2 separate regions of the Homo sapiens genome follow, and region 2 is linked to region 1. A link is an interaction called in ENCODE POLR2A ChIA-PET data of the cell type or tissue named here. Cell type or tissue: Panc1. All regions are shown on one strand. Each heading gives the region's core, and the rest is flanking DNA. Links, peaks and the distances in the headings are about the cores only. Region 1 has its middle 390 kb from the start of LINC00687. Region 2 holds the start of LOC105372528 (a long non-coding RNA gene).

What was found. Peaks named below come from ENCODE experiments on the same cell type or tissue, not always from the same donor. Only the 100,000 strongest peaks of a DNase experiment are listed, where the experiment ranks them.
Region 2: POLR2A ChIA-PET joins it to region 1 with 11 read pairs; 2 of 35 experiments call an interaction of 5 or more read pairs at or near these places.

The regions. Positions count from the first base shown.
Region 1 is chr20:11,479,833-11,485,225 of GRCh38, reverse strand. No RefSeq gene overlaps it. Among named protein-coding and RNA genes, the nearest start is that of LINC00687, 390 kb to the left of the region's middle. In Panc1, for the core only: no CTCF peak of the experiment used is centred there; no DNase peak of the experiment used is centred there.
Region 2 is chr20:11,177,053-11,182,445 of GRCh38, reverse strand. It overlaps LOC105372528 (a long non-coding RNA gene), which reads left to right and starts at 3,993. Exons shown (of 3, transcript XR_937260.2): 1 at 3,993-4,036. In Panc1, for the core only: no CTCF peak of the experiment used is centred there; a DNase peak (open chromatin) is centred at 3,255.

The DNA of each region.
Region 1 (5,393 bases), core at 316-5,315:
CACCTCTTGAACCTAACATAAAAGAAATTGGAAATTAAAAAAAAGAAGAAGAAAGCCCATGAAGAACAAATCTAAGGCCTCCTGCCAATAGCCAGCACCAACTTGTCAAACATTTGAGTGAGCCACTTTGGAAGGGGACTCTCCATTCCTGATCAAACCACCATATGATTACGGGTTTAGCTGACATCTGACTGTAGTCCCATGAGAGACCCTGAGCCAGAATCACCCAGCTAAAGACACTCCCAAGCTCTTAACCACAGAACATGAGAAATAAACATTTACTGTTGTTTTTAAGTGACTAAGTTTTAGGGTAATGTGTTTTTCAGAAATAGCTAACAAATATATGACACTAACATAAAGCAATATAAATACAAAGGGATTTATCGAAAGGAAATGTGAAAGTTCAGAGAATTGAAGGAGATACCAAACAAACAAACAAACAAACAAACACCTCAGGTTCTAAGGATAAATCTGAGGATCTAGGATGTAGGACATAATGATTTTCAGAGTGCAGCTGTCAAAATGAATTTGTGACAACCATTTTCAGTTCCTCTTACATTCTGCCTGACACACCCCTAGAGATTTCAGGTACAGAGGGTCTGATTTACTTAGATTTGTTTTTTGCTCAACCCTTGACCAAGAAAGAATGGAGTAGTGGAGTACCATGATTGGTACTTTGCTAAGAATGTATGCAGTGGGAGATCTGTAGTTCCTCAGAGGCAATCCAAGATGTTATTATCAAATAAGAGGTTAAGGATGCTGAGCAGGCCACAAAAACAGATGTCATCTCCCAATAGCCTGATAGTTCTGGAAATTGCCAAGGGCTTGGTAACAGCAGAGCTCATCCAATCTTGTGAGGATCAGCCATATTCCTGCATAGAGTATTTTTTAGATTCCCTATATCCTAAAAAATATGATGCCATTAAAAGCTGTAAGGAAAAAAAAACAGTAAGTAAAAACTGTTTAGTTTAATTTTGGAGATGTTAGAGGTGGTCTGCATCTTCAACTCTTCTCCTGTGGGAATTCAAAGAGCTAGGCTAACCGAGGCCCTGGCATCTTCAACACATGGCTTCCAAGATTTTTCTGTGAAATATTCCCATTTCAGTCAGAAGGGGGAAAGATCATGGAGAAGTATACGTATGATTTGTTTATGGGTCAGTTTTGTAAGAGTGCCCATCACTTCTGCTGTATAATATTTCATTGAGCAGAACATTGTCACATGCCCCTACCTAACTGCAAGGGGGTTCTGGCTAACCATGTAGCCACTTCCTACTGGCCACTTTCCTAATGTTAAGGAAACAATAGTATGATTTTTTTTTTTTTTTTTTTTTTTTGTGATACTAGCTATTTCTGCTACATAAAAATTCCCTGGTCACACAAATAACAAAAAGTGACCAGGGGATTTTTGTGTAGCAGAAATGACTAGCAGTTTTGCTACATAAAAATTATTACACTTACTGGTTTCCTTGGAAAGTAATCAAAACTCTGGCTCAATATAATGTACACACACATGAAATCCAGGGTCACTTCAAAATATTTATAAATTAATAGAACGTTTAAGGACATGCTTCTGGAAATACTGCTCAGGGCTTATAGCGCTTCTGCAGATAAATAGTTCTTTTTTTGCCACTGCATGCTCTTATCCCGTTGTCATTTTACGAATGCTAGAGAGATCTTCAGCCCTATAACATAACATGTATGAAATGGGAGCTCATTCTCACGGCTTCTGTATTGATTGGGAAAAGTGACAGATATGCTTGCCACCGCACTTCCATTTAATAACAGGTTTTCTTTATTAACTCTCCTTCAGCTGCAGGCCGGTCTGAGGCCTCTGAACCTAGGGCTGTTTCATTCCTCATAATCTCTAAAGTCATCTTACCTCAAGACAGAACTAAAGATATGAAATAAAAGGCATAAATAAATTTACTCAAGGCTAAGTATTGCAGTAGAATAAAGCATTCCAGACAAAGGCAAGACTTTAGGGGTAAGGAATACAAATTTTTAAAAAGTTATATGACCTTATATTTAAATAAAGTCACAGGAAGAAGTCTTGAGTTCAAAATCTGTGCTGTGTGTTTAGCGGGGATGACAGTGGGCGAGATGGCTAGGGCATTAGGGACCAGAGGCCTTCACTACTATTTCTCCATCTCTACTTCATCATTTACTCATGAGATCACTTCATGGGACAAACATTTTTCAGTCACCAAAGCGTGTAGTTTAGGACAAAGTTAGTAGGGCCTGTATTAAAAATAACCTATGGTCATGTTACGTGTTGTGACTGGATGCATGACATGCTTTTTAGAGTCTTATTAAATGAATATGTTGATTGTGGCAAATAATTAATCTAATAGAATTTAAAAGAGAATGACTAAAATTGTAATTATATTTCTGAGAAAAGCTCTTAGCACTGAAAATGCAAATAACTTGTTTTCCCACATTAAACTCCTGAATCCAAGTTTCCCTATAATTGTCACAGTTGAGTTTTGGATATCAAATTGGCATTTCAAAAATAACACATACACAAAAGACAAACTGATTTTCCCACAGAACTGTCTCCACTGTCCTGCCTCTATCTCATCAGTTACAAAATCATGATTTACACATGTCCCAGGCCGTAAACTCTGTGATTCCTCTAACATTCCACTTTTTACTTATCCATCTGTTTTCAGTCTACAAACGTCCTGTTGGCTATCCCTCCAAAATTTTGATATGACTACTTCATACCATAGTTCCTACTACTAATCTCATCTCACCTGCCACCGTCTGTCCCTAGACACCTGCAATAGTTTCATATTTGTTCTCCTTACTTCTACATATCACATCCTCATAACCCATTTTCTATGCAGCTGCTAAAGTGATCTTATATAAAACATGCAAATGAGGTAATGTCACTTCCCTGCTTGAAACCTGCCAATGCTACCCTTTGACATTATAATAAAATTCCAATTTCTTACTCCAGCCTATAACATCTTAGATAACGTGGTACCTGTCTAACTCTGAGCTCATCTGATACTTCTCTACCTTTGTTTTCTATGCTCAATACACACTGACAATTTTATTCCTCAAAATTTCCAACTGTATTTCTGATTCAGATACTTCGTGTTTGTTTATTTGCTGCATGGGACCTCCCTGCCTTCAGACCATTCCTGGCTCCATCTTACCTTTCAGATCTGGACTTCCTCCAAAAGTCCTTCTCTGACCACCTACACTTCATATTCCAGTAATTCTTTTTATAATTTTTTTCTAATTTTAATGGGTACATAGTAGTTGTACATATTTATGAGGTATAAGAGATATTTTGATACAGGCATACAGTGCATAATATTCACATCAGGTAAGTGGGGCATCAATCACCTTGAGCATTTATCATTTATTTGTTTTACAAACATTCCAATTATACAGTTTTAGTCATTTTAAAATTTACAACAAATTTTTGTTGATTGTAATTACCCTGCTGTGCTATCAAATAATAGATCTGGCCTGGCATGCTGGCTCATGTCTATAATCCCAACACTTTGGGAAGCTGAGGTTGAAGAATTGTTAGAACCCAGGAGGTCGAGGTTGCAGTGAGCCATGATCACACCACTGCACTCCAGCCTGGGCATTGGAATAAGACCACATGTCAAAAACAAACAAACAAACAAACAAATAAAACAACAAAAAGAAATACTATATTTTATACATTCTATCTAACAAATTTTTGTACATGCTAACTATTTCCCCTTCTCCTCCATCCTGCCCGGCATCTGGTAACCATCATTCTATCTCTGAGTTCAATTGTTTTAATTTTTAGCTCCCAGAAATGAATGAGAACATGTGAAGCTTGTCTTTCTGTGCCTGGCTTATTTCACTTACCAAAGTATCCGTCAGCTCCATTCATGTTGTTGCAAATGACAGGATCTCATTTTTTTTATGGCTGAATATTACTCCACTGTGTATATATACCACATTTTCTTTACCCATTCATCTGTTGATGGACACTTAGGTTGCTTCCAAATCTTGGCTATTTTGAATAGTGCTACAACAAACATGAGAATACAGATATCTTTTCAATATACTGGTTTCCTTTATTTTGGGTACATACCCAGCAGGGGGTTGCTGGATCATATAGTAATTCATTTTTAGTTTTTTTGAGGAACTGACCTACTTTTCTCCATAGAACTGACATACTTTTCTCCATAGTGGTTGTGCTAGCTTAAATTCCCACCAGTTTATGAGGATTCCTTTTCTCCACATAGTTGCCAACATTTGTTGTTAGCTGTTTGGATAAAAGCCATTTTAACTGGAATGACAGGATATCTCACTGTAGTTTTGATTTGCATTTCTCTGATGATCAGTGATGGTGAGCACCATTTCATATGCCTATTTGCCATTTGTATGTCTTCTTTTGAGAAATTTCTATTCATTTCTTTTACTCATTTTTAAATTAGATTATAAGATTTTTTCCTATTGAGTTGTTTGACCACCTTATATATTCTGGTTATTGGTCTCTTGTCAGATGGATAGTTTGCAAATATTTTCTCCCATTCTGTGGGTTGTTTTTTAAATTTGTTCATGATTTCTTCTGTTGTGCAGAAGCTTTTTAATAAAGTAATCCAATTTGTACATTTTTGTTTTCATTGCCTATGCTTTTAGGGTATTTCTTAAAAATTATTTTCCCAGGCCAATGTGCTGGAGAGTTTCCCCAAATGCTTTGTTTTAGTAATTTCATAGTTTGAGCTCTTAGATTTCAGTTTTTAATTTATTTTAATTTGATTTTTGTACATGGCAAGATATAGGGGTCTAGTTTTATTCTTCTGCATATGGATATCCAGTTTTCCCAGCACCATTTATTAAAGAGACTGTTTTTCCACAGTGTATGTTCTTGACACCTTTGTTGAAAATGAGTTCACTGTTAGTGTGTGGACTTCTTTATGGATTCTCTATTTTTTCCACTGGTCTATGTGTCTGTTTTTATTCCAGTACCATGCTGCTTAGTTACTATAGGTCTTTAGTATAATTTGAAGCCAGGTATTGTAATTTTTCCAGTTTTGTTATTTTTGCTCAGGATGTCTTTGGCTGTTCTGGATCTTTTGTGGTTCCATATAGATTTTAGGATTATTATTTCAATTTCTGTAAAGCATGTCATTGATATTTTGATAGGGATTGCACTGAATCTGTAAATTACTTTGGATAACAATATTGATTCTTCCAATTCATGAACATGAGCTAGCTTCATTTTTTTGTGTCCTCTTCAATTACTTGCATCAATGTTTTATACTTTTTATTGTAGAGATATTTCATTTCTTTGATTAAGTTTATTACTAGATATTTTATTGTATTGGTAGCTATTGTAATTGTGATTACTGTCTTGATTTCTTTTTAGATTGTTCACAGTTGGCATATAGAAATGC
Region 2 (5,393 bases), core at 159-5,158, 300 kb after region 1:
ATCAGGCTCATGCCCCTGACTACATCCATATTCAAGCTCACATGAAATCTTCCACTCTTGTTTACAAATATAAACCCAGAATCAAGTAAAATTGGTATATCAGTAATGAAGCTTCATCTTCTTCATTTTTCTATATCCAGGAAAAAATAATGGCATTTAAGAAAAATAATTTTGTATTAGATTATATTGCTGTTCTCAATTATTCATGCCTCCTTGGCCTGTAAGAATATGTACCATCATCTGTTGCTATGTGATTTCTGTGCTTTTCCAAGGGAGGAATGTGCTTTGCTGCCCCCTTCATTTTGAACCTTGTCATGACTTGCTTTGTTCAATGGAATATAAACCGTCTTGATGTGTAAATAGAAGCATTAGAGGATACTGCACAAATGGCTTTCATCTTTTTTCCTTTTCCAAGAGAATAGCAAAGCCAAAAGAGCACTTCTCCTTGACCGTCAGTGCCGGAATGAGAAGAAATACAATGGGACAGTCCCAAGTTAGTTGACATGAAATGTGAGCAAGGCATAAATATTTGTGATTTAAGCCACTAAAATATGAGGATCATTTGATATCTCAGCGATGCTGACTAATACAACTTCTCATTTATCTATAAAATGGTAAATGATTGAGAACAGTTCACAAATCCAAAGTACTAAATTAATCTACATTCAACTGAACTGTACTATTATCTATTAAAGTTATAGAGAAAGTCAGTGAATTGTATTAAAGATGCTGTGTTTGTGTGTATTTATTGTATTATATAATTTATATTGCTTCTTTGGACCACTGAAAATTCTGTTTTTTGAGATTTATTTGTTGACTTATTTACTTAATTATTTGCTTGTTTAAATTATATACAGGTTTCATCACAGTGGAAAACAAGAAGTAAAAAGACAGTGGTGAAATTACTTATACTTTGTAAAAAATAAAGTACAATTAAATTGCTTTGATTTAGTAGTGTATTAGTCCTTTTTCATGCTGCTGATAAACACATACCCAAGGCTGGGCAATTTACAAAAGAAAGAAGTTTAATGGACTTACAGTTCCACGTTGCTGGGGAGACCTCACAACGTGGCAGAAGGCAAGGAGGAGCAAGTCATGTCTTACATGGATGGCAGCAGGCAAAGAGAGAGCTTGTGCAGGGAAACTCCTTCTTATAAAGCCATCAGATCTTGTGAGACTTATTCACTATCACGAGAACAGTATGAGTGAAACCACCCTGATGATTCAATTATCTCCCACTGGGCTCCTCCCACAACATGTGGGAATTATGGGAGCTACAATTCAAGATGAAATTTGGGTGGGGGGCATGGCCAAACCATATCAAGTAGTGATTTTCAGATAGTACAGGGTAAGAAAAAAATAGCTTTCCCATTTTAAGAGCCCTAGATAGTTCTTGAACAATCAATGTTCATATGCAAGTGGCAGCCAGATTTGCTCTCAGCAAATTGGTTGTTTGGAGAGTGGAATTTTTCATGTGGTAACTTACATTTCAATGAATTTATATTCTTCCCAATCTGCTACCCCAGTGCTTACATTCTAGATTCAGAAGAAACTCAGCTTAGTCCAGACATTTTAAGCTGCAAGGGAATTGTTCAATGTGTCCAACTGTGTATTTTTACTCATATCATCTTTAGAACTATCTCCAAGAGAAGCCAACCTGTATTTCCAAACAGAACTGGAGACTATAAAAAAAAAAAGGAAAAATGAGTTAAATGTGGTGGTTATGCTAAAAGAATTATACCAAACTAAGTCACCAAGACTTCTTTGTCAGAGACCTGATCAATATGATTACAAGTTAATGCTAGAGGGAAGAAGAGGGAGTTCTCACCCTGAACTCAGCAATGTGACAGTGGCATGGAAGATGTCAAGGACTGTAGGTGGGAAATAGATGGAAGTCAGCCTGGACTATCCACAAAGCCCTACAATGTCAACAACTCTAGCAATGTGGTCAGCAAGGCTAAAGTCCTTGTGAATTTTTTATTGTTGGGGAACCAGAACCAACATCTAATGTTTCTATCAGGTGTCTTGCCTAATGATGCTCTGCTTTCACTACAGTCTCCAGGGGAGGGGAAACTTGTGATGTGGTTTAAGTTATTATAAACAATGTCTTTTGTAGGTTGTATGAATTCTAGATCACTATCTGATAACTGCACACTTCCCAGAATTCATAGTCAGATCAGTGGCCCAGAATGAACTCATATTGAATTTTGGAGGAAGATGACTTGAGAGAAACATGGGATTCTTCTTCCATTGATGGTAAGAGCCTAACATCTCCTTGTTGTGTAGGGACACACTCAGAGATGCAGTATATAAAGAGAAGTCTTAGAAAGGCAAGACCTAAACAGAGTATTTGAACAAAGGCAGGGTGATTTGACACTTTCCTGGAAAGTCTAAAAGCTATAGTAGATAGGCCACTTTATAATACTCTTGACCAATAAATAACCTTTACATCTGCATTAGAAATGTGTTAGCCTTGAGAGCCTGTCTGGGAATGGAGTATATTTCTTCTAATATTAAGTTTCCTTAATTCAGATCCTCAAAACAATTTGAAACTTTAGCATTGACTTGGATGATTGCATGGACAACCCAGGGTGACCAGTGGGAAAACCAAAATTATTTCCAGGATATATGAGCATCCTGACAATGCTTTCCTTGTACTATATCTTATGGGTTTATGCTCAGTGGCTAAGCAATACATGAAGACAGGAAATGTTTGGATTAAGAACATTCGGAAGCCACAAGTTACAATTTGATTTTGATACATCCCTACCTCTCTAAATATGTCAAAATAAAGACTAATAAATGTAAGGACATATATGAGTGTTCAGAAACCTCTAAAGATTATATATTTAATATTGTTTTTTGAGAATTACAAATATTAAATTATCCTAAAAAATATTTTGGAGTCATCTCTACTTTGCTGGTGTAATTAGCATGGCATTCATCCACCCATGTGATCCTCTAGCAGTGAGACAGGCTTATCTTGGCCACTAGTGGGACACTTTCTGTGAATTTTATCTCCATAAATCACTGAGCTTATGTTTTCTAAACTGTAAAATAAGGCTAAATATTCCAAGTGATTCCAGAAGTTCTTAGAGAAAGACGGGAGCGGTAACCCATGATGTATAAGGATAGTCAAGTTGGTTTCTGTAACATTCTGAATGAATTTCTAAACCAGAGGGGAAAAGTAAGGTGATAGGCTACCTGAGAGAAAGAGGCAGTCAAGACTGAGTCACAATGACTCAGAGAAGGGAATGAGCTCAGTCCAATCACATAATACTTGCTATTGTGCCCTGGCTTAGTTAGAAGCCAGATTCAGGAAGCACATTCCATTAGACTAAATAAAGCTTCGATCATGTGTAAAATTTCCAACTTGAATAAGCAGCCATCCTATCACTCATCAGGCTAGGTGCATTTAATGGGTGTAATTTCTTCCTCATATTTCTATGCATTTATTGTTTCATTTTTATTATAGGAACTTGGGCTTCTTATTAGACTTATTATTTTCTATTAAACCTAGACTTAAGTAAATACTGTTCTACAGGGTGTACATGCAAATATGTTTCCTTTAGATTGCCAAAAGAATAGGGCAATCTGATTCAACTTAACTATGAGATTAGAAGAAAGGAAAAGTGAAAAAAAAAAAACAACTATTAAGCACCAAGGCAATATAACCTGAGAGTGTATAAAAATTATTTTTGGGGAATTGTAAAACATTAATTCCTCAATTTCAAAGGTCCTGATTTTATAGATTTGAGATAGAATTCAGAAAAATGTATTTTAAGAAGGCTTTATTATATTTTATTTTAATATAGCTGAGCATTGCCTTGGGCCTTGGTAAACTAAGTTAACTTTTCCTTAAATTACTTAGAGGAAAAGGAAAGAAGATTAAATATGAATGTTATTTTTACTCTATTAAGGCCAATTTTCTGGAAAACAATATCAGAAACTGTCTCTGCAACATTTTAATTTCAAGATTGAATTGAATTTACCAGAGCCGCTGAGCTGTACAACTTCTGAAGTTTGGAGCATCCAGGTATCAGCTGGCTGCTAGCCAGAGCTTCAGAGCAAGTGTTCATTAAGCATGATTAAAGTGAGCTGTCATTTTATATATATTTTGGCAGATTTTTCAAGACAAAAATATGCCACAAAAAATACCTAGAAAATATGCCTTAAAGTGGAGACATAGCCCCTGCATAATTGGGGATGAGAAGTGGCTTATTTAGTTTTTTTCGGGGGAATAGTAAAGCCAAAGATGTTTCTATTACAAATTATTCAGAACTTCCCCAGATGTAGACTCAGATGTAGACCTTGAGACAAAGATTCAAGAAGAAATTGTTTCAGAGGTGATTTTAGGAAATACTAGTAGGAGAGGTGGGAAGTCACACTAGCAAGGGAAGATAATGAACAGGGGTGCTTTGTCAAGCAAGTCATCACTGTGGACAACTGGAGCTCAGTCTTACTGGGGAACTCTGGAAGCCTGTGGAACACGTGCATCTGGATTAGCTTCCCCAAGGGAGAGAGAGCTGGGGTTTTTATACACTGACTTCTTCAGTCATTGACTAAATCCTGCTCCAAAGGATCATTAATTTCCTGGGACTTCCAGCCTTCCTCCTGCATGGGCAAACAGGCTTCGGGATCCAGGGCAAGTCCTCAGGCAAAGAAGTAAGCTCTCTGGCAGTTGGGATTCGGGCAAACATATACCAAAATGGTAAAGACCAAGGATGTGGGAGAAGCCCTGAAAACATCAAGTAGGGGATTTGGGAAACTTAAGTCTTTGAAACCAGCTACTCTTCCAGTATAAAGAATAATGGAAGAAAAAACTCGCTAGGCAAGAGCCAAGGCTTATTACATTTAAAATGTCTCTTCTATGAGGAAACTAAGCCAGGTTAAAGGAGAGAAAACTAGTCGGCTGCCCTGATCACCAATCCATAGAGTATATTAAATTATCACAGTGATAAATTGGATTAATGGAACCACTTCACTTAGATTTCAACTTGAGAGTCCATCCATAATCGGTAAAATGTAAAACTTTCCTTAATCCCCAAAGTAGAGAATGCCCTCAGTGGAAGTTTTAAAAGCACTTCTTGCTCACATGCCTTAGCCCTATTGAAGTTTTCTGCTCCATCTAAGTGTAGGTTTCATGGTACAATCAAAGTGAGCAGAAATTCTAAAACTGAATGACACATGGCAAAAAGCTGTTCACCTGGCATTTGGCATTTATTTTCTAAATGTAAATGGTTTGATATGCCTCTTACTAAGAAATTGTTCAGGCCTGGCGTGGTGGCTCACGCCTGTAATCCCAACACTTTGGGAGGCCAAGACGGGCGGATTGCCTGCGGTCAGGAGCTCGAGACCAGTCCGACCAACATGGTGAAACCCCAACTCTACTA